Regions from separate parts of the Mus musculus genome. Here region 1 is linked to region 2. The links are chromatin loops, found by intact Hi-C in ENCODE. Cell type or tissue: heart. All regions are shown on one strand. Each heading gives the region's core, and the rest is flanking DNA. Links, peaks and the distances in the headings are about the cores only.

What was found. A loop is a pair of places that touch in the nucleus more often than their neighbours do. Peaks named below come from ENCODE experiments on the same cell type or tissue, not always from the same donor. Only the 100,000 strongest peaks of a DNase experiment are listed, where the experiment ranks them.
Region 1: a loop joins it to region 2, with 4 times the contacts of the local background. A loop is called at or near these places in 28 of 42 quality-filtered maps.

The regions. Positions count from the first base shown.
Region 1 is chr4:125,059,394-125,071,349 of GRCm38, reverse strand. Dnali1 (dynein, axonemal, light intermediate polypeptide 1) reads left to right here and starts at 5,693. Exons shown (of 6, transcript NM_175223.4): 1 at 5,693-5,832; 2 at 6,310-6,455; 3 at 7,628-7,797; 4 at 11,715-11,893. The coding sequence starts at 5,752. It overlaps Snip1 (Smad nuclear interacting protein 1), which reads right to left and starts at 4,678. Exons shown (of 4, transcript NM_175246.5): 1 at 4,398-4,678; 2 at 3,158-3,260; 3 at 1-243. The coding sequence starts at 4,597. In heart, for the core only: a CTCF peak has its summit at 5,549; DNase peaks (open chromatin) are centred at 4,709 and 5,699; H3K4me3 peaks cover 2,602 bases; H3K27ac peaks cover 2,045 bases; H3K27me3 peaks cover 859 bases.
Region 2 is chr4:124,929,962-124,941,917 of GRCm38, reverse strand. It overlaps Cdca8 (cell division cycle associated 8), which reads left to right and starts at 5,001. Exons shown (of 10, transcript NM_026560.4): 1 at 5,001-5,329; 2 at 5,435-5,563; 3 at 10,806-10,846. The coding sequence starts at 5,236. It overlaps 9930104L06Rik (RIKEN cDNA 9930104L06 gene), which reads right to left and starts at 4,870. Exons shown (of 5, transcript NM_177573.3): 1 at 4,585-4,870; 2 at 3,201-3,478; 3 at 1,373-1,552. The coding sequence starts at 3,475. In heart, for the core only: a CTCF peak has its summit at 4,999; a DNase peak (open chromatin) is centred at 4,937; H3K4me3 peaks cover 2,759 bases; H3K27ac peaks cover 1,926 bases.

The DNA.
Region 1 (11,956 bases), core at 2,070-10,069, 130 kb before region 2:
CTGCTGGCGGTGCTCCCGGCGCCTGGCATTATGAAAGTCCCTCTCTTCTTCCTGGGCCTGCAGGTTCTGGCTGTCTCTATCCCGATCCTGTCCACTGACGGGCCTCTCATCAGAGCTCCTCCCTTGGCGGGAATGGCCCCGGTGCCGGTCTCGCTCACTGTTCCGAGCTCTCCTGTGCTCCTGTTCTGATGGTTCCCGGTGCTGCCGATCCTCTCGTCCTCTCCGAGGATGGTCCTCACGTTCCTGAAAGTCAGATGGGATTCAGTAAAGGAAAGATGGCATCCACTCTGTGAACAAGCTGCAGGAGCTGGATGGCTCAGCAATTAAAAGCACTGACTGCTGTTCCGGATGACCCATGTTTAGTTCTCAGCACCCACAAAGCTGTTCACAGCCATCTACAACTACAGTTCCAAAAGGATCCAATGCCTTCTTATGGCAAATGTGGGCACTACATCTATGTGGTGTACAGACAGGCATGCAGGCAAAACACCCACATAGGCAAAACAGTCTCAAACAACAACAACACATCTGTGACCTGGATTCTGGTATTCAGAACAAATTCCTATCCACACAAGGCTATCAGTGTGGTTCTTCCCCCGAAGGGCCAGTTAGACTCCATACACCACACTCTTCCTCAAGCCCACATCCAGATCCCTCAAAACAAGGCGACAAACCTCAGTCACCTGCAGGCACTCACAGGGCAGCAGGTGTAGAAAACAAAGCAGTCGCATTTAAGATATGTAAAGGGAAAGGCTAACTTCCTCATAGGCCAAAAGGAATTGAAATAATTTCAAAAGCTTCAGTTCAGCAATTATAGAGATGATTCAAACATCTATGGATAAACCTAAGAAATGTGAACGCCTCAAGAAACCTACAAGAAGGTACTACTTAGCAGTTTCCAAACTCCTGACAAAATGGACACACATACTGAAAATCAACCTGGCAGAAAACAGCAATACACAGAGTCAATAGACCAGTGAGCTCTCGGCACAGTGACACACACCGTTTGTTAATCCCAGCACTCAGGAGGCAGAGGCAGAACTCTTAAGTTTGAGGCTAGCCTGGTGTACAAAGAGTTCCAGAGCAGCTGAGGCTACACAGAGAAACCTGTGTGGAAAGAACAACAGACCAATGAGAGACCACTTGTACTGCAATAGCTCCAAGGGCAAAGCATGACGGCAGCAGTTTCCAGAAGAAACCTACACTTAACCAACCCTGAAGACATTTGTTCTAATAACCAGAGCACCAATGCTAAAGGAAATAGGAATCTTCTCAGATTAGCAATTCCTGTCAGGAGAGGAAGGACTGCACACCTCTAATCCCAGCCTCAGTAGTCAGAGGTAGGTGGATCTCTAGGGGTTAGAGAGAGAATGAGAACAAGAACCTGTCTCCAAAGGGGCGGACAGACAGTCAGACAGACAGACACACAACACACACACTGCTGGTGAAGTTCAGTTGATGGTATACCTTTAATATCAGTACTCAGAAGGCCGAGGCAGGAGAATCATTAAGCGTTCTAGGCCTGCCTGTGCTGCCAAGCAAGTTTCAGGCCAACCAGGGCCTAATTAGCAGGAGATAGATACCCTGTCTCAACTACAAAAATATGAAATCATGCAAATTTTTCCCAGTTTATTAAGCAAGTCATCAGGGTTCAGACATTTTGTAGCATGTGTCAGAATTTTCTTCCTTGTAAGGCTAATATTGCATTAATATGCATACATATGTAATGGTAATGGGACTAGGATTCAGGGCTGGAAACACTCAACTTCTAAATTTATCCCTAGCTCTTTCTACTTTTGAGACAGTTTCTCAGTAATTGTTTAAAACCAGTATTGAACTTGTGATCCTCCTGCCTCAGCATAGAATTACATGCACGCACCACAACACCTGCCTCTTTCGAGATGTTACTAAGGAATCTAGAAGGTAACTCTACAGTTAGAGCACTTTCTGTTCTTCCAGAGGAGCTGGGTCAGTTGCTAGAACCCATGAGGTGGCTTGCAGCCAGCCTTAACTCAAGTTCTGGAGACTCTGGTACTCTTTTCTGGACCCTGTGGGCACCAGACATACACAGTGCATACACATACATGCAGGGGCGGGGAAAGCACTCATACACATGCAAAAAAATACTATTTTTAAAAGATTTTTATCACACACACACACACTCTCGAACATTTACATAGAGATGGAGACGAAAGAACCAGAACAGCTAAAAGGAAAAAAAGAAAAAGAGGAGGGTGGTGTGGAGAGATGGCGCAACAGACAAGAGCATTGGCTACTTTTTCCAGAGGACCTGGGTTCAATTCCTAGCACCCACATGGCAGCTCATATGCAGCAAAGAGGACATTCAGTTTGAGACTTACTATGCAAGTGCAGTAATCGAGTCTGCATGGATAGACATATACCTGACTGAGTTTCAATGTGGGAGTAAAATAATTCAATGGAGACAACCAATGTCCTTTGAAAAACTGGTCCTAGCCGGGCGTGGTGGCACACGCCTTTAATCCCAGCACTCGGGAGCAGAGGCAGGCGGATTTCTGAGTTCGAGACCAGCCTGGTCTACAAAGTAAGTTCCAGGACAGCCAGGGCTACACAGAGAAACCCTGTCTCAAAAAAAAAAAAAAAAAAAAGAAAGAAAAAGAAAAACTGGTCCTACAGCACATGGGCACTCACAGACCCAACGTGACCCATCTGTGCTGGTTTCAACAGCACCAAGGACAATCTTCTAACCTAAAGACCCTGGGCTTAAGTGTGCATCCAGAACAATAGAAAGAGAGAAGCGGCCAGCCAGGAGGTAAGGAAGGATAAAGGCGGAGAAGTATCAGACATCATGAGGCACCTTGATGGTGGTGAAACGTCTGTGTCCTGACCACGACACTGTCCAGCTGTGCGAGAAGTTGCCATTGAGAGAAACATGGATATGTACATCTCTCCGTATTATTTCTGACAAGAGTTATCAGAATCAAATCAACAATTGTCTCCAAACGTTAAAATTTCAGGAAAAACAGCCCCAAATACATATCCCATTTTTAGAAAAGCCCACTGCAGTGACAAGGAAGCATGTCCACACCTGGCTGCCAACCTCTTGGGGTTCAGCAACAGCTCTGGGCTGGAGCTTTCCACCCATGGTCCCTGCCCACTCACTCACTCACTCACTCACCTGCTTCACTTTGACCATGGGGTAGTGGGGACTCTGGCTTCTCTTGGTCCGTGGTGACTTGCTTCTTCTCCCAGAGGACTTGCTTTTCTTCTTGGCTGGGGACCTTTACAGAGAATGGTACACAGGATTTTTTACCTCAAAGTTCCTTCCCGAAAGTAAGTTAGCTTCCAGGATCAGGCTCACCTACTAAACACAACACATCTGTGAGATCAGTAGCCACAGCAGGCCTTCACTTCCCATAAACACTTCTCCCAACCACATACACAATGGCCTGCTAAGCCTTCTCACCTAGACAACCTTATTCTCCAACCCCAACGCCTCAGAAACCTTTCTTCTCCGGATGCGCCATCCTACTATCTGGCACTACTATCCAGGAAGCCAATCTAGCCTGGTTTTTTCCCTAACACAACTCCCTTCTCCAACAACCAAAACCAATCCCTTGGCAGGTCTCAGGGCCCTGCCCTGTCCTCCATCCCACATCCTTCCTACCAGCCTACAATGCTGCTCCATCTCTCAATTCCAGATATGCTGGCTGTTTTGTTTTTGTTTTTGTTGCTGCTGTTGTTCAACTTCTAAAACAAACAGAATTCCAGCTCAGGTTCTATGTATATATTTTTCTGTCATAATCGTGCACGCGCCGTGTTTGTGTGTATACACTCAGAAACCTCCTGTCTCAGCATCCCCTCTGCTGGGTTACAAGCATGCCCGACCACAGTGGGTTGGTCCTTCCTGGAGTCTTTGCTAAAAGACTCTTGACTCAAGAGAATGGATCAATCCTACCAGCCAGGTCTCCGTTAAGGAGCACCTCTGTACAAGCCCTCTCTTTTTTCTACCCAGCCTCTCGCTACCACACTGCCGTTTTGATCTGTCTTTAATACTGACTGAAATTATCTATTTGTTGTTTTCCTTCTTCGAGTTAGAGCCTGCCCAACTTCGCCAAGGAAAAAGCATCTCTCTTCTTTGCCTTGTGACCCAGTACCTCCAATTGATCTTTAACCCACACTACGCACTCAATAAATCGATGCCACATGGAGGCATTGGCGAATGAGTGCTGCGAAGAAGTCGCCAAGACCCAACGTGTCTTTGTAGGCAGACGAGGGGAGAAGCCACTCGCACCATCCACTCGCGGGCAGGCGGGGGAAATCTCATTTCAACTCAACAGGTGCTCTGCACTCCAGAGCCGCTCGCACCACCGGCCCCCGCGCCATCCCGTCCTCCGCCCAATCACCGGCTCGCTTACCGGGCTCGGCTCCCGCGGTGACCCGAGTGGCCAGGCTCGGCGGCGGGCGGGGACAGGCTAGCGGCTGGAGCGTCGGGCCGGCGGTGCGCGACGGGTTCGGGGCTCAGACGCTCCTGTTTCACCACCACGGTCGTCAGAGCGTCGCCTGACCGGTGTCGCCGCCGGCCGCTCCGCTCCCGCTCGCTTTTCCCCGCCTTCATCCTGCGGCCCGACCGAGAGTCACTTGCACGGTCCGTTGAGCCACTTGAGCCGTAGGAAGTGACGGACAGCTTTGCACTTCCGCTTCCGGGCAGCGCGCTATCCCAGAAGCCTTCACGGTGTCGGCCCCCCTGATGGGCGGGGCCCCAGGTGTTTGAGTCTCAGACGCTGGGGACGCCGGCGCGAGTGGCCACGGGGTCCCCGCTGCTGGGAGGTGTGGCTGGAGTACTGAAAAGGCAGGGCCAACCCCCCGGGAGGCTGAAGCAGGAGGATCGCAGTAATTTCGAGGCCAACCTGGGCAATTTAGTGAAACTGTCTCAAAATCTGAAAAAGTTGTAGCTCGGATAGATCGCAAAGCTCTGAATTCATCCTCAGCACCGCCAAATAGAAATCAAGAGTTAAAAGGGGAGGGAAGGCTGAGATTGTAGCTTAGTTACCGAGCGAGCGTTTGCCTCGCGAGTACGAAGCCCTGGATTAGTCCCCAGAACCTCAAAAAAATATATATGACAATCTCCCCCCCCCCCCGTCATAGTCAGGTTTTCAGTGTACCCTGGCTGTTCTAGAAGTCACTCTATAACCAGGCTGACCTTGAACTCTGCCTCCCTCTGACTCCCAAATGCTGTCATTAAGGTGTGTGGTACCATCGCCCAGCTTTTTTTTTTTTTTTTTTTTTTTTTTTTTGAAAAAAGAAAAAAACCTGTGGGAAAGCTAACCCAGCTCTGTTCCTTGCGCGTTATTAGTAGTTACGAAACACAGACACTCAACAATGTGAAACTCTTTTTTGTTTCTTGAAATAGTGTCTCTATATAGCCTTGGCTGTCCTGGAATCCACAAAGATCTGCCAGCCTCTGGCTTCCAAATGCCAATCGTCGCCAAATACTCTATAGAGTCACTAGATGACTTCCGTTTTAATCAAAGGTGGTCTGTCCATTTCATCATAAACCGAAACAGACCTAACGCTAGGGGTCCAGTCTTCTTTACTAAGAAACTTAGTGCTTGCGGAGAAAGCACAGTAGAACAAAACTTGCACGCGGCCGGCACCGCCTTCCTCAGAGGCCCCGCCCCATCCATGGGGCAAGGAGAGGAGGGGTTTCCATGGTGATCGCAAACAAGACTCCACAGGGGCCGCTACGGAGTTGTTACCCCTACTGCCACCATGATACCCCCAGCAGACTCTCTGCTCAAATATGACACCCCGGTGTTGGTGAGCCGGAATACAGAGAAACGGAGCCCCACGGTATGAACAGGCGTCTCAGGGGACGCGAGATCCTACAAACTCCCATGGGGAAAAGACATCCCAGCTTTGAGGATCTCTGGAATTTCAGGGGACAGATTGCTGGGGCTGACAGCCAAGGGAATTGGGACAGGGATGGAGGTTGGGAGAAGAGAACAAGAAGCCTAGCTATGACCTTAGAGGACAAATTTAAGATGAGAAAAGTCACATGGAAAAGATGGGGTTTGTGGTAGTCAAGTCCAAGAAGAGGTCTGGTAGTGACTTACCTTCGTCTAGAGAGTCAGAACAGAGGCCTGACCACTCATTCTAGAAACACCAGTTCAAACACAGGGTCAGAGCCAGATATCCCTCGTGGGATATCTCCAGCTCATATTTCCTTTAAGATCACAGATGAGGGAAATAGGCTGGAAATGGGGACGGCTGTACAAGAGACCTAGGAAAATCTGGAGGTACTAGACTGATCAACCTGTCTCTTCTTAGGCTCGGCCACTGAAAGTCACCATCCAGCAGCCTGGACCCTCTAGTACAAGCCCACAGCCACCCAAGGCCAAGCTGCCCTCAACTTCCTGTGTCCCAGATCCTACCAAACAGGCAGAAGAAATCTTAAATGCCATCCTGCCTCCAAGGTAGAGAGAGAGATGGTGGTGGGGAGCCCACAGTGACTAGGGGAAGGTCTAAGCTCTTGGTCCAGAACATAGGTGTCTTCCTGTGCCCTACCTTGGGTTTCCTCTCAGCTTTCTGGAGTTCATGGGGTCTCAGTATGGTTGTATGTTTGCAGCCAAGCAGGTACCCTCTAAATCCATGCCCTCCACGTTCTGAGCACTCTTCTGACTTTAGATGTCTGCTTTAACATATAGGTCTTCTAGACCAGTCCTCTTCCTTCTAAACTCCATTCTTTGGTCCCTCCATCAAGAGTCCTCATAGAGAGCCTGGTGTGCCGGCATGTGCTTAATCCCAGCACTCTGCAGGACATAGGAGAATTGCCTCAAAGTCAAGACCAGCCTGGACTACAAAGGGAGTACTAGGCCGGCTAGCGCCACATGCAAAGTTGTGTCGCAAAAGCCCATAAATGTCTAACAAGGCAAGGCCCAGTGAGCTCAGGAGGCAGAGGCAGGAGGATCAGAGTTTGAAGCTAGCCTGGGCTACACAGCCTAGCTAGAACTCTCAAAAACCCTCCACCTAATAGTCTTATGCATGCCCACACCAATGAGAACCACTGAGAACCTGTGAACTTCTCCAGAGATGGAGGCCAAGAGAGAGAGGTGTCATTTACTAGTGGATCCTCTCCCACCAACTTAGAAGTTTCTCCCTCTCTTGCCGTTCTGCCCACAAGTCTGTCACTGCAGAATTCGGGTATTCCTCCAGCACAGAATTCACTATGGGCAGCCATTGCAAACACAGCACTTTCAGAACCTCCACACTCCCAACACACACAAATGCTTCCTCGTGGCTTGCATGAGGTTTATGGTGTTCTGTGTCGCCACCATAAGCCAGTGTGGGGAATTCCCATTGCATCTTCTATTCGAATCAAGCAACATGACCACACATCTGTCCTCAACACGCTAGGCAGGTATGACCTGGAACAGAGGGTTGTAGTCTTGTGGAGAACAGAGACTGTCCATCTACCCAATGTTAAGGTAGGTGTCCTGAGGAGGCGGCAGAGTGGGCGTGGCTTGGGAAAGAGTAGGAAGTGGGGGTGGCATGATGGCAATGCTGCCTATGCCCACCCCCTGCTCCTGCTCAGGCAGAGTTCCAAGGGCCCTCTGCTCAGATTCGGTGACTTGTATCTGTGTCACAGGGAGTGGGTGGAAGACACACAGCTATGGATCCAGCAGGTGTCCAGCACACCCAGCACCAGAATGGATGTGGTGCATCTCCAGGAGCAGCTGGACCTGAAGCTGCAGCAGAGGCAGGCCAGGGAGACAGGCATCTGCCCTGTGCGCAGGGAACTCTACTCCCAGTGTTTTGGTGAGTAGCCTTGGTGGTGTGAGCACCACACACTCTCTGCCTCCTTCTAGCACAAAACCAAGCTCTGGTTACCCCAAGCCAACCACCCCCCTTCGGAAATCATCACAACTTACAAGAGTCGATTTTTTCCTTCTGCCAGATGGATGCTAGGGAGTGGCTCAGGTCATCAGGCTTGGTGGCTTTTACCCACTGAGCCATCTCACTGCTCCCTCCCTTTGATAGGTTTTTGGAGTAAGGTAAGAACTCCATTTTAGCTGGATATGGTGGTATATGCCTTTAATACAGGCTGGTGAGATGGCTCAGTGGGTAAGAGCACCCGACTGCTCTTCCGAAGGTCCAGAGTTCAAATCCCAGCAACCACATGGTGGCTCACAACCATCTGTAATGAGATCTGACGCCCTCTTCTGGCATGTCTGAAGACAGCTACAGTGTACTTACATATAATAAATAAATAAATCTTTCAAAAAAAAAATACAGGCCCTTGGGAGGTAGAGGCAGGGACAGGTAGATCTTTCTGGCTCGAGGTCAGTCTGATTTGCATAGTGATTTCCAGGCTAGCCAAGGCTACCTCTAAAAAAAGACTTTTAACTTTGAGTCTTTGTTTTGTTTTTTTTTTTATCCAAAGATTTCCATAATAAGTCTATGCTAATATAGGTCTCAATATCTAGTCCTGGCTGGCCTGGCCTCACAGAGATCTGCCTGCCTCTGCCTCCTGAGTACTAGGGTTAAAGGTGTGTGTCATAAGCCAGGCATGGTGGCACATGCCTTTAATCCCAACACTTAGAGCACCCGACTCTATTCACAATTTCTGAGTTCGAGGCCAGCCTGGTCTACAGAGTTAGTTCCAGGACAGCCAGGGCTACACAGAGAAACCCTATCTCAAAAAACCAAAAAAAAAAAAAAACCAAAAAAAAAAAAAAAGGTGTGTGTCATTACTCCTGGTATTACATTTTTAAAAAATCATTTATTTATTTATTTATTTATTTATTTATTTATTTAATGTATATGAATTTGCTGTAGCTGTCTTCAGACATACCAGAAGAGGGCATCAGATAACATTACAGATGGTTCTGAGCCACCATGTGGTTGCTGGGAATTGAACTCAAGACCTCCAGAAGAGCAGCCAGCTCTTAATCGCTGAGCCATCTCTCCAGGCTTGGCATTATTTTTTTTAACTTATTTTTCATAATCAAATGAACATCCCTGGAAACTTATACACACAACTAACATAATATGGACTGAGCAAGAAATATATAAATTCATACACACACACACAGATACAGACACACACACACACACACAGAGGAACTAACACATGTAGCCAGTTCTTTGCTACTTTGTGGGTTCTTTTTCTTCCTCCCTTCTCCCCACTTTTCCACTCTTTCAACCCCCTAACACTAGATAGGAGAGGAAGAAGGATAGAAAGGAAAGGGGGTGACATTATCATTAGAGTACTTCTTGCTGAGTAGGGGCATGGAGTTGCTTAGAGCCAGCTGGATCTTCTCACAGGATATCTAGTTTCCTCTTCTCATTGTTTCTTTTTTTTTTAAGGTTTATTTATTTATTATATGTAAGTACACTGTAGCTGTCTTCAAACGCACCAGAAGAGGGCATCAGATCTCATTACGGATGTTTGTGAGCCACCATGTGGTTGCTGGGATTTGAACTCAGGACCTTCGGAAGAGCAGTCAGTGCTCTTACCCGCTGAGCCATCTCACCAGCCCATTTGTTTCTTTTTTTGTGCACAACTACTTAATAACAACCAACAGCAAACAACCAACAACCCACCTTCACCCCCGAATCTTGGGGCCCTAGTATGTATGAAAAGTTCCCAGAATTCCAAATATCACACGGTTACAGAAACTACCTGCAGCTGACAAACCCACGCCTCTGCTAGAGCATGAGGCAAATCATAGTCAGCTGGTGAACAACTTGAAGCAGCCTCATACCCCACACCTGGAATTAGATCGAAAACATCTTCTTATAAAATGTCTGTGTTTTTTTTTAAAGAAACCAAAATCTTTACTAAACACACACACAACAACAACAACAACAACAACAGAGTCTATGGATTTGAAACACTGGGGGGAGGTGTACATGGGAGACGTTGGAGGAAGGAAAATGATATAATTTTTATAAACCTCAAAAATAAAATATATTTTCACACCATTTTTTTTGAGACAGGGTTTCTCTGTGTAGCCCTGGCTGTCCTGGAACTCACTCTGTAGACCAGGCTAGCTTCGAACTCAGAAATCTGCCTGCCTCTGCCTCCCGAGTGCTGGGATTAAAGGTATGCATCACCACTGCCTGGCCATTTATTTTATTCTTAGTGTGTGTGTGTGTGTGTGTGTGTGTGTGTATGCACACATGCTCTGTGTATGCAGATGCCTGTGGAGGACAGAAGAGGGCATTGGATACCCTAGAGCTGGAGTTACAGGCAATTGTGAACTACCATAGACATGGATGCTAGGAACCAAACTCTGGTCCTCTGGAAAACTAGCCAGTGCTCTTAAACATGGAGCTAGCTCTCCAGTCCAATGAGCTAATATTTTAATCAGAAAATTAATAATGACCTCTATGTCTATCCAATAATACTCAGTCCACACTCCAGAAAAATGCTGCTGCTGTTTGTAGTTGGACGGCATGAGAATTGAAGATGTTCCCACTGCGTACCGATGTCTGTATGAGAATTGAAGATGTTCCCACTGCCTACCGATGTCTGCCCTAATGCTATGGGCTCCCAACTGCAAACTCTCCCAATCTCTCAGGCAGCTTCAGCTCCAGCAAGGTGGCTTTAGCCTGCTCAGTATGAGTGTGGTTTGCCCTCCAATTTGAAGACTTATAAAGGGGGAGAAGCAAGTTCTTGACCCTGCTGTTCTTAGTCCCAAACAAGCCAACAGCAGCCCCCACCCCCAACCTCCCAGACAGGGTTTCTCTGTGTAGCCCTGGCTGTCCTGGAACTCACTCTGTAGACCAGGCTGGCCTAGAACTCAGAGATCTGTCTGCCTCTGCCTCCAGAGTGCTGGGATTAAAGGTGTGCGCCACCACTCCCGGACTTAACAGCAGTACTATTCAACACCACCATTCGAGAATACCAGTTCGTCCTCTATCTACTTTGTGCCTGAACATGGAAGCAAGGGGACCAATTTATCACAAACAAACCTGAGGTTCTTGTCTCCCTCTCCATGCCAAGCTCGCTGACGTGCTTTTTCTAAGAGGAGTGGTTGTGTGGCCTGTTCTCTGGGTCACAGAAAGCACCGTCTCATAGTGCCTTCCTGTAAAGCATATATTTGGTTTTTGTGTGTGCTGTATGCTTGAACATGTGTGCACAAGTGTGGAGACCAGAAGTCAATGTCAGGCCTCTTTCTCTATCATTCTCTATTTCTTCTTTTGAGACACACACAGAAAAAAAACAAAAACAAAAACAAAAAAACCTTATACGTGTGGATGTTTTTTTTAACCTATGTATGACATCTGTGCAGTTTTGAGGAGACCCAAATGCGTATTGAATACTGAGGAACTGAAGTCACAGACGGTTGTTAGCTGCCAACCATGGATTTTCTGGAAAAGCAGTCACTAATCTTAACTGCTGAGTCATCTCTCCAGCCCCTCTACCTTATTTTTTGAGACAGGGTCTTTCACTGAACCTGGAGCTCACTGATTTAGCAAGACTAGCTGATGAGCAAGCTCTAGGGAACTTTGTCTCCACCTCCCCAGGGCTATGGTTACATCCGCGTGCCACTGCACCTGCCTTTTTACATGGGTGTAGGGTGTCCTACCTTCACCAGCTGTCATTGCCACAGACCCACGCCTCTGAGAACATATCCCAAGTCCTTCCCAAGCAAAGGTGACTTGCTACAGACAAAGTGCATGCCCTCTCACCAATGACTTTTATCTCCCTGTGTGCATGTTGGAAGACGAACTGATCCGGGAGGTCACCATCAACTGCGCAGAGAGAGGGCTGCTGTTGCTGCGTGTCCGGGACGAGATCCACATGACCATCGCTGCCTACCAGACTCTGTATGAGAGCAGCGTGGCATTTGGCATGAGGAAGGCACTGCAGGCCGAACAGGGGAAGTCAGACATGGAGAGGAAAGTGAGTGGGATGACGGTGTTTCCATGGCTCCCAGATGCTTCTGTAAATCTCAAGGCCTGCAGT
Region 2 (11,956 bases), core at 1,316-9,315:
CCCAGAATGAACAGAAAGTGAACAGAGCGCCAGCAGTCAGCAGTCCCTGCGTCCTGATGCAGGCGCAATGTGACCAGTGGCTTAAGCTCCTGTCTCTGTGCGCTTCCCTCCGTGACGGACATATCCCTCAGCTATGACCTGAAATAAATCTGTCTGTCCTGCTTCGTGTTCGATATTAATCACAACATGAAAATCAGTAACACAGTGGGCATTGCTGGTCCATGTTCAGCTTTAAACTTGAATTTGGAGTTCACTAAGCGAGCCAGCTGGAGGCAGCACAGGAAACTGAGACTCAAGACCAGGAGCAAAACCAGGGTCAGATGACAGCCATGGGCACGAATGGAGAAAAGGTCAGGACTGCGGCTAATTTCCTGCTCTCAGGCTTGCTTCCCGCCATGCCAACTGTTCTTCAGAACACAGCACTGTTAAGCACAGGCCTTGACCACATGGTTCTGCTTAAAGCTTCTGAGAACTTTGACTTCAGAGTAACAGCCAAAACCTTCAAGATCCTTCTCAAAAATCAAGGCCCTCTGTCACTCTCCTCCTGCCCGGCCCTGCCCTGCCCTTGCCCCCACTGGCTTTATGGCAGTTCTTACATGTACCAGACAAGCTCACGCCATGTAGCCTCTGCCTGGACCACTCTTCTTCCAAACACCCACATGGCTCATTCCTTCCCTCTTGCAAACTTGGCTCAAATGCTGTGAGCATCATTGTCTCAGGATGTCACTGCCTCATGGGTCCCTGCACTGACCACACTATTAAAATCACATTCCCCCTCACCTTCTCTGCCTTATTTAACACTCACCACATCTGACACTATGCAGTCCCCCTTTTTATGCCTGCTCCCAGCACTTAAGAGTAGTGCCTAGCAGATAAATAAACTCTAAGGAATGACTAGTTAACAAAAGACAAGTGCAAGAAGAATCCAAGTCTGAGCACTAGAGAACTGCAACGAATTATACAGCCTGCTGACCCCGTGAATTATACAGCCTGCTGACCCCGTGAATTATACAGCCTGCTGACCCCGTGAATTATACAGCCTGCTGACCCCGTGAATTATACAGCCTGCTGACCCCGTGAATTATACAGCCTGCTGACCCCGTGAATTATACAGCCTGCTGACCCCGTGAATTATACAGCCTGCTGACCCCGTGAATTATACAGCCTGCTGACCCCGTGAATTATACAGCCTGCTGACCCCGTGAATTATACAGCCTGCTGACCCCGTGAATTATACAGCCTGCTGACCCTGTGAATTATACAGCCTGCTGACCCTGTGAATTATACAGCCTGCTGACCCTGTGAAGTCTGCACCTGCTGCAGCCTCTAGGGGCGGCTCTGGGCAGTCAGTCAGGAAGCACTCGAAGGATATGAGCTTCCATAATGTCTGTCGATGTCCTGCAGCCACTCCAACATGTCAGCCACAGAGGGGCTCACAACTGAGGGGCGCAGGACGGTGTCAATGTCTAGCACAGCCGCATGCTGCTCGTAGGCCTGAAACACCTGCTCCACGTGGCTGTTGATGGTGTTACGGACCTTGAGGAGGGTGGCTCTGTGGGAAAAGGAGGGTGTTAGGCAGTATCCTAAAAAAAGATAGGGGGTAAGCCTTCTCAAACCACTACTGTCCTGTTAAGTTTTGTTTCAGAGGGGACTCAAACCCTTAGACGTGTTAGGGAAGCGGTCTACCACTGAGCTATACCCTTGTTAATTTAGTATGAGGGAAGGGCATGCACATGACAGAGTATGCTTGGAGATCAGAGGGCTACTTTGTGGCATCCACTCTGTCCTTCCACCTTTCCATGGGCCCGTGGATTGAACCCAGGTCATCAGGCTTACACGGCAAGTGCCTCTACCCCAGGAGCCATCTTAACTGCCCTTGTCTGGCCAGTTCTTCAATGGCAATGTGGGCTCGACATGCACAGACTGCTTGAGAATGTGAGTTATTTCCCCTGTGCATAAAGGCTTCATTGCTCACTGTGTTTCCCAAGAACAGCAAACACACAATCAGTGAATGAATTGTCACTGGAAAGATAAATACTATGATGTGTGTAAAGTGCCTTTGGCAGTGGCTACATAGTATTCGAATGCTGACTCTAAGGAACCCATCACTAAAACAAAGGCTGCAACTTCCCAATGGACAAGGGATCCTCTAGCCCAGAACGCTAGCTCTAAATATCCTACTGTGGCTTATGGTGTAAAAACAGGAAACAATCCAAAATCCTCAAGTGTGTAAGACCTGCTTATAGTCGATGACTAACATCAAGAACAAGCAGAAGCCGGGTGTGGTGGCGCACACCTTTAATCCCAGCACTCAGGAGGCAGAGGCAGGCGGATTTCTGAGTTCGAGGCCAGCCTGGTCTACAAAGTGAGTTCCAGGACAGCCAGGACTATACAGAGAAACCCTGTCTCCAAAAAAACCAAAAAAAAAAAAAAAAAAAAAAAAAAAAGCAGAAAACAGAGTATCTGTGTAACACCTGTGTTGTTACTGTTTCTTGGGCTACTTAGTTACACATGTATCCACTTGTGTGTAGAACCAGGTGGTGGTAAGAAGCCCCAGCTTAAGTGGCAGGCCCACTTCAGATTCCTGGCTCTATTTCTCACGGACTCTGTGATCAGGACAATCAGTTTGAGTTTCCCTTTTCTTGCTTCCAAGTGCATAGACAGGTATAAGGCAGAGGTGTACAAGGTCCCGGACACACAGTCCTTACTCCCAGCTCTCCCTGAACTGCAGTACACCAAGGACAACGACAGAAGAGGGCTGCACTCCTCGCCACCCTCTTCTTTTCTGCTTTTGTAATTTCTTCCATTTATTTAGTTGGTTTGGGGTTATTTTTATTTATTTGTTTGTTTACTTACTTATTTATTTTGAGACTGGGTTTATCTGTGTAGCCCTGGTTGCCTTGGAACTCTCTATGTAGACCAGACTGGCCTTGAACTCAGAGATCTGCTTGTATATGCCTCCTTAGTGCTGAGATTAAACACCTGGCCTGATTTGGGTTGTTTTGTTTTGTTTTAAAGACATGCATGGTCTTACAATGTAGTCCAGGCTGGCCTCGAACTCACAGACATTCAACTTAGCTCCAGCATGATTACTCCTGACTTGCTTTTGTCGATTTCTGTAGGACCCCCTGACTGAGGCTGGGATGCCATGCGGCATTAAGATCTGTCCATCAACAAAGGGGGACAACAGAGCCTCTTACAGCCGCTCAGCTAGCTTGTCCAGAACAACGTCACCAGCCTCCAGCTGCTTGCGCCTCAACCGCTCCTGTAAGTCTGGAAAGGGACGCAGGGCTGGCACATCCTCAAAGCGCAGACTCTGTGCGGCTTGCAGCTGCTCAGCCAGGTTACTGAGAGAGGACAGGAGGGGCGAGCAGTCCTGCAGGGTGCTCTGCCACAGGTTCTGCTGTTCCTCCACCACAGGGAAGCACTTCCTCAGGGCCTCCTGCACAACCAGCAGAGGCTGGTCATGAGCCATTTTCTGGGAAAAAATAAACAAAACAAAAGGGAGTCAGGGTACCAGAAGGGAGGGCCTGCATCAAGGCTGCGTCATTTCCGACCTCAGGAGAAGACCAGCTGTTGGTCTTCAAATAGTCCCAAGGCAATAATGAAAGGTAGGGAGACTTTGGGGGACACAAACAAGAACTCCTAGTCCTGGAAGTGGGCTGACACCTTCAGCCAACAATGAAGGAAGAATTCCTGCAAGTACACTTACCAACTGTGAACAGCCTTTCTTCCTTCCTGCTGTAAATCTTCCATGTTCTAGAAATCTCACCAGGAATCCCATTTACAGAGAAAGGACACACACTACCCCATTTACATCTGTAGGATTTAATACCATCAAAGAATCTTGAAAGCCACCTCACTTACTTCTCTTATCAAACAACTTCTTGTTTGAAGGGAGTCACAAGGGTTTTTAGAAACCCTTTTGAGATGTAAACTGAAAGCCACCAAAATAAGTAATTGTGGCTAATGTAACATGACTTTAATTCCAGCCCTCTGGAAGCAGAGCCGGGTTTTGGGTTTGAGGCCAGCCTGGTCTCAAGAAACTGGGGGAAAAGAAAGAAAATCAACTGCTGATCTCCCTAGAGAATCTCATACCCACGTGGCTATGTCTAACTTTCTGAGATTCTCTGAGGAGCATGCAAGTGTCTTTTATGCCTAGGTGCCTGCCTCTCTCTCTTAATTCTTGTGCTTATGCCTGTATTTAAAACAGCCATAGGCTGGGAGTTGTCGAATGCATCTTTAATCCTAGCACTGGAAAGACAGAAACAAGCAGATCTCTGTGAGTTCGAGGCCAAACTAGTATACACAGAGACTTCCAAGATAGCCAGCGTTATATGGTGAGGCCCCGTAGCAAATATGTTCATGTAACTCTGCTTCATAAATCAGCTAGTGCTGAGTTCTTTTCAGCGTCAGGGCCATCAACTGAGCTCAGCTAGTGCTGAGTTCTTTTCAGCGTCAGGGCCATCAACTGAGCTCAAGTCCTTAAAAGGCTAGGGCAACTCCCCACGCTGCAGAGTGGAGCTGTGTCTCTGTCTTGTAACCGCGGACACTCAAGAATATTGATTCTGGCGGTCCTCTTACCTTCTCTCTGCAGGAAGACCGTTGCTTCGGGTCTTCCGAAGGGGTTTCTTCACGACAGGGCAATCTGCTTTAGACTGCGAGTCTCTGGGGTCTGTCTGTTCCGGGACCTGTGCTTCTGGAGTCAGTCTTGTCGCCTCTCTTTAAGATTTCCAGCCCTAAATCAACAGGAAAACGTAAATCCTGCGATGTCAACGCTGAGTACATCAAAAACTACACCGCGCTTATTCACAAGAACGAACTCACCACTCTACTTCCAGTTAGCACGACTCTGGAGTCGCGAAAAGATGGCGTGTGCCGCAATGACATCTGGGCATTGAAGTCCTCCATGAGGATTGGCTGGCGGAAGGAGAAGAAGCTTTATTGTGATTGGGCGTGGTGAGAACCGTCCTAAGACGGCGATTTGCTATTGGCTAGGCTGTGCCCGTTGAGTTTGAATTGGGTGGCGGTTAACCGAGGAGCCGCCCGTCCCTTAGTTGGAGCTGTGAGGGTTCCTCAGACTGTGTTTTGGGACCTGCAGGTAGGTTTCGGCAGAGTTCTGGAAACCTAGACTCCAACGACTGAACTTTCTCAGCTCTCCGACCGCTCACACCCTCTCCCCGTCTCAGTCGCGGAGCCGGCTGCTTGGCCCCTCGCTCGACGCAGCCAGGCGCCATGGCTCCCAAGAAACGCAGCAGCCGCGGAACCAGGACCAACACGCTGCGGAGCCGGAAGCTCGCCTCCTTCCTGAAGGACTTCGACCGCGAGGGTAAGGGGTGGATTCGCGTGATCGTGGGTTTTGGGTGGGTTGGGACGCGGATGCGACGGCTTCGCACACCTGACGCGGGATCCGTCCGCTTTCACCTCTTTGCAGTGCAAGTTCGAACCAAGCAAATTGAGTCCGACAGACAGACCCTCCTCAAGGAGGTGGAAAATCTGTACAACATCGAGATCCTTCGGCTCCCCAAGGCGCTGCAAGGGATGAAGTGGCTTGACTACTTCGGTAAGAGCTGCTAGCGTTTTCCCCGTGACCAACGAGTGCTTATCTTGAAAGCTTATTGTAGGGACTCATTCAGATGTCCCCTTCTTAATAAGGTCTAAAATAACCACCGGTAGGAAATTGCCATCTGTCATAACTTATAAAAGAATGGTGGGCCCATAGGAAAGAAGTAGGCATGAATTACCCTTCAGATGAGCGCTATTAGGACAGTGCATCTCACCTTCACGTTTGAATGGGAGAGCTTTAGAAGAGATATACCAGAAATAGAATGATGGAGGCCTGAAGGAAGAGGGGCGAGGCCGAGATCTCAAATCTATAGTACAAAGTGAGCTGATAATTGAAGGTTTTTCAGGGGTTGGGGGAGGCTGTTCCGCACTGACATGACCTAACCTATGCTAGCCTACCTGCCAATAGGCAGGGATGCAGTCGCTCAGTAGGACAGTAAGAGTTGTCCTGCAGCTTAACAGCGGAGGGAGAGGACTGTAAGAGCAGGACGCATCATGTCTTCTCAGCATCTCTGTATCCAGGGGGAGTGTTTTGGGAGAACACATCCATCTTTTGGGGAGACCCTACTGCTCAGCCCCACTGGAAACTGCCTGCCATCCAGCCAGGCCAGTGGTAGGCAAACCACTGTCCTTAGCAGGCCAGGTAACAAACAGTCTTGAGTTCTGGAACTGCATTTCTGTTACAGTTCCAAAAGAGCCGTGATGAGTTTGATTTCTGGGCAAACTGAAATGTCAATTTCACATAATTTTCACACATCCGGGAAATACTTGTACAAACTCAGCCTTCTAAAATGAATGAATAAATTAAGAGAAAAATTATTTGTTTTTTGTCAGAGCTCATTTCGGACAGTATCCTCAAACAGCTCTGTCTTGTGAACTACAAAGATAGGAGTAGGCCGGGCAGTGGTGGCGCACGCCTTTAGTCCCAGCACTTGGGAGGCAGGGCAGGTGGATTTCTAAGTTCGAGGCCAGCCTGGTGTACAGAGTGAGTTCAGGGACAGCCAGGGCTATACAGAGAAACCCTGTCTCGAAGAACCAAAATAAAAAACAAAAACAAAAGACAAATCACAAATCATCACGGCCAAATAAATTAACGCAAGCGTTTTCATTAGTGTATGCAGGCTGCCTCCCCCTACGGCTGGGTTTGAGAGATCGGCATTGGATGTGAGGAAGTCAAGTCTCTTACAGCTCAGTGGTTGGGTGGGGGGGGGGTGCGTCTTCAAATGGGGGATTTAGCAAGCAAAATGGGCGGGGTTACAGAAGCAGAACATAAGCAGAACAAGTTAGTCTCCTTCTGAAACAAAGCCAGGTGAACATAACAAGATAATCATAGCCGAGCAGTGGTGGTGCACGCCTTTAATCTTGGCACTTGGGAGGCAGAGGCAGGTGGATCTCTGAGTTCGAGGCCAGCTTGGTCTACAAAGTGAGTTCCGGGACAGCCAGGGCTACACAGAGAAACCCTGTCTTGAGGAGAAAAAAAAAAAGATAAGAGTGGTTTTCTGACCAGAGAAAAATGTCAGCCCATTTCCCGCCATTTGTGAAACCCCTGAGGAAGCATGGAGGCTCCTTTCTCTCCAGCTGCTTCCTCTGCCTTCCTCATCACTATATCTACCAGTGTGCCTCCTCCTTCCTAGGTACAAGTGCATGTTTTGCTAACAAAATTCTTCTGTCATGCCTTATTAATCTTTCTGTTCATTCATTTCTACAAAGTTAAGTGTCACTCACTAGGCTAGGCACTAAAGATGCACCTAGGAAAAGCAGACATTGTCCCACCACAGGGGTAGTGGAGAAGGACCGCTTAAAAATTCATACAGAATTTAGAAATAAAGTACGACAAACAAGATGGGAGTAGCAGCCAGTAAGTATGAACTGAATAAGCATTAATAGGATGAGCCAGTTTTGTTTTTGAGACAGGCTCTCTTTGCAGCCCTAATAACCCCAGCTATTCTGGAACTCTTATATAAATCAAGGTGGCCTTGAACACACTTGTGATCCACCTGCCTCTATCTCCAAAGTTCTCAGATTAAAGGCATGTGCCACCACGCTGGCAAATAGGCCAGTTTTAGGAGGATAACACTGGGGCCCAGAGAGATACATTACTCAGGTTCTCACATATGGAGGCAGAGTCTGTTTGCTCCCCATCATTCTGTCTGTAAGGCCCAGGATCTTAACTGTAGACCCTGGATTCCATGAGGAGTTCTTTGTCTTTTTTTTTAAATTGTGGTCATTGTTTTGTTTTGTTTTGTTTTTGTCTTTTTCTTGAGACAGGGTTTCTCTGTGTAGCCCCAGCTGTCCTGGAATCCATTCTCTAGACCAGGCTTATTGATTTAACAAAATCTCAATAGTTTGATTTTCCCTATGAAGACTTGGGAGCCAGATGCTGAGGTGAGAGCCTACTAGCTCAGAGAGACAGAGAGAGCACCCAGCTGACCTTCCCCCTCAGCTGATGTCCTAGAAGGCATGCCTCTCTCAGGCCATCTCAAGAAACCTTCAGATTGAATGCCCCTCCCTTCTACTTCCTGTATGTCTCTCTATCTACCCTCCTGACTTGTTCTTACCCTCTATGGTTTTTCCTAATAATCGTATGCTCACTTCCTGTCAGCTGGTTGCCTGCTCTATCTTTTGACCTATGGTTGACTCTGTTTAGTCATGTTTACAGTACTCAAGCAAAAAGCTCTTGGATTAAAGGTGTATGTTAAGGCTGAGCCACACAACTAAAAACGAGTTTTTCTAGTAAATAGCACAGTCCTGGGGTTCACAAATATTCTGTAACACAGGCTGGTGTCTGACTGTGAGATCCGCCTGCCTCTGCCTCCTAAGTACTAGGATTAAAGGCGTGCGCCGTCACTGCTGGGACCGTGAAGACTTGTAATAAGGAGCTCACCTAAGCTTTCATTCTATATCTTTTTGCCAGGACCAAGGGATATTATCTCGAATTCAGTTCAGGCGGGAGTAGACATCTAAGTAGCTTTAGTAGCTTTTGAATAATTTGAATAAGCAGAACAAGTTAGTCTCCTTCTGAAACAAAGCCAGGTGAACATAACAAGATAATCATAGCCGAGCAGTGGTGGTGCACGCCTTTAATCTTGGCACTTGGGAGGCAGAGGCAGGTGGATCTCTGAGTTCGAGGCCAGCTTGGTCTACAAAGTGAGTTCCGGGACAGCCAGGGCTACACAGAGAAACCCTGTCTTGAGGAGAAAAAAAAAAAAGATAAGAGTGGTTTTCTGACCAGAGAAAAATGTCAGCCCATTTCCCGCCATTTGTGAAACCCCTGAGGAAGCATGGAGGCTCCTTTCTCTCCAGCTGCTTCCTCTGCCTTCCTCATCACTATATCTACCAGTGTGCCTCCTCCTTCCTAGGTACAAGTGCATGTTTTGCTAACAAAATTCTTCTGTCATGCCTTATTAATCTTTCTGTTCATTCATTTCTACAAAGTTAAGTGTCACTCACTAGGCTAGGCACTAAAGATGCACCTAGGAAAAGCAGACATTGTCCCACCACAGGGGTAGTGGAGAAGGACCGCTTAAAAATTCATACAGAATTTAGAAATAAAGTACGACAAACAAGATGGGAGTAGCAGCCAGTAAGTATGAACTGAATAAGCATTAATAGGATGAGCCAGTTTTGTTTTTGAGACAGGCTCTCTTTGCAGCCCTAATAACCCCAGCTATTCTGGAACTCTTATATAAATCAAGGTGGCCTTGAACACACTTGTGATCCACCTGCCTCTATCTCCAAAGTTCTCAGATTAAAGGCATGTGCCACCACGCTGGCAAATAGGCCAGTTTTAGGAGGATAACACTGGGGCCCAGAGAGATACATTACTCAGGTTCTCACATATGGAGGCAGAGTCTGTTTGCTCCCCATCATTCTGTCTGTAAGGCCCAGGATCTTAACTGTAGACCCTGGATTCCATGAGGAGTTCTTTGTCTTTTTTTTTAAATTGTGGTCATTGTTTTGTTTTGTTTTGTTTTTGTCTTTTTCTTGAGACAGGGTTTCTCTGTGTAGCCCCAGCTGTCCTGGAATCCATTCTCTAGACCAGGCTTATTGATTTAACAAAATCTCAATAGTTTGATTTTCCCTATGAAGACTTGGGAGCCAGATGCTGAGGTGAGAGCCTACTAGCTCAGAGAGACAGAGAGAGCACCCAGCTGACCTTCCCCCTCAGCTGATGTCCTAGAAGGCATGCCTCTCTCAGGCCATCTCAAGAAACCTTCAGATTGAATGCCCCTCCCTTCTACTTCCTGTATGTCTCTCTATCTACCCTCCTGACTTGTTCTTACTCTCTATGGTTTTTCCTAATAATCGTATGCTCACTTCCTGTCAGCTGGTTGCCTGCTCTATCTTTTGACCTATGGTTGACTCTGTTTAGTCATGTTTACAGTACTCAAGCAAAAAGCTCTTGGATTAAAGGTGTATGTTAAGGCTGAGCCACACAACTAAAAACGAGTTTTTCTAGTAAATAGCACAGTCCTGGGGTTCACAAATATTCTGTAACACAGGCTGGTGTCTGACTGTGAGATCCGCCTGCCTCTGCCTCCTAAGTACTAGGATTAAAGGCGTGCGCCGTCACTGCTGGGACCGTGAAGACTTGTAATAAGGAGCTCACCTAAGCTTTCATTCTATATCTTTTTGCCAGGACCAAGGGATATTATCTCGAATTCAGTTCAGGCGGGAGTAGACATCTAAGTAGCTTTAGTAGCTTTTGAATAATTTGTTGTACTTTGTATATAAATATTTACAGTTTGAAGTAGGTTTTTTTTTGTTTTGTTTTTTCCATTTTTCGAGACGGTTTCTCCGTGTAGTCCTGGCTGTCCTGGAGCTCACTCTGTAGACCAGGCTGGCCTCGAACTCAGAAATCTGCCTGCCTCTGCCTCCCGAGTGCTGGGATTAAAGGCGTGCGCTACCACGCCTGGCTGAAGTAGTTTTAATGTGGCATTTGAGCTGAGTTTTATAGAATGAATAGCACTTTTTAAGATACAGAAAAGTCTACTGATCAGAAGAAACACTTATATCCAAGCTCTGAGTCTGAGGATAGCCTGTTTGGGAAACAAGAGGAACTCTGAGGACAGAGATGGTAGAGCCACTAGCTAAGACCAGGAGGGTCTCACTGGAGAAAGATCTAAAGATAGTACTAGAGGGAAGGCTTTGCTGCTCTGATTGAGAAAGAAAATTGGTGGTGCTAGAAAGGCAGTCATCGTTCAAACCTGAGAGTAACGAAATATGATGTTCTTTTTAAGCCCTAGGAGGAAACAAGCAGGCCCTGGAAGAGGCAGCAAAAGTAAGTGAACCATCTTGGTTTTGAGTTGGTCAGTTTGTAAGTTTAATTCTGTCAAAAAAAAAAAAAATCCAACTACTGCATGTCTAATGTAGAAAAGGTTTTGTCAGGGGATATTATCTGTGTCAACTGAAAAAAATTATACTTGTGTCGTTACTGTATGCATGAAGTCCAAATAGATCTCAGTCCTAAAAAAGGAGTGTGTTGTGTGACAGTCCCTCCTTCCATCTGTGAGCTGCTTCTCTGGGCTTACAACAAACCATGGGTCAGAAATGTTCAGAAAAAATAGATTGTATCTACACTAAATATTTACATACTTATTCTCTAAGGGCTACAACTGAGCAACTATCTATATAGTATTTACCTCATGTTAAGTGTTCTGACTTGTTTAGAGAAACTTTAAACAAACTATAAGACATTTTAAGTTATACACAAATGCTACTCCATCTTAGTTACTTTTTGATTTCCTGAGTCAGTCTCACACAGGCTGGCCAGGGACTCATGAGCCTCCTGCCTACCTCCATGGGACCAAGGAACACAGGGTTATATGCATATTTGGAGATTTGTCCACCTTCTTGCCCACATGTTCTATATTGCCTTACTTTTTTAAGGATTTCTTTATTTAAATCCTTATTTTTTGCCTGCATGTATGTATGTGTATCACATGCATGCTTGGTTATGGATGTCAGAAGAAGGTGTTGGATCCCTTGAACTGTTACAGAAGGTTGTGAGCCACTATGTAGGTAGGTCCTGGGAATTGAACTTGGGTCCTTTGTAAGAACAACTAGTGCTTTCAACCAGAGTTGTCTGTCCAGTCCCTACTCCCTGCCCTCTTAGTTTCATAAGACTACAGAAATGAGAGCATCTTGTATTAGAATATTTGGCCTTTTGTCCTGTGCAGCTCCATGGTTACAGTGGTGAGAGTTCTTTGCTAGTCACAGTGAACATCTGCTAGCCTTGCCTGGGTCTATAATAATGAAGTGACCTTTAGAAAGTCTCAGGCACACTGGATGGGGTGCTGTTTGCCAGGGAACTCATCTATACCCTCAGAGGATTGGAGCTCAGAGCACATCCTATGGAATAAAGGCCTAAAAGTAAGCTGATCGCCTGTGG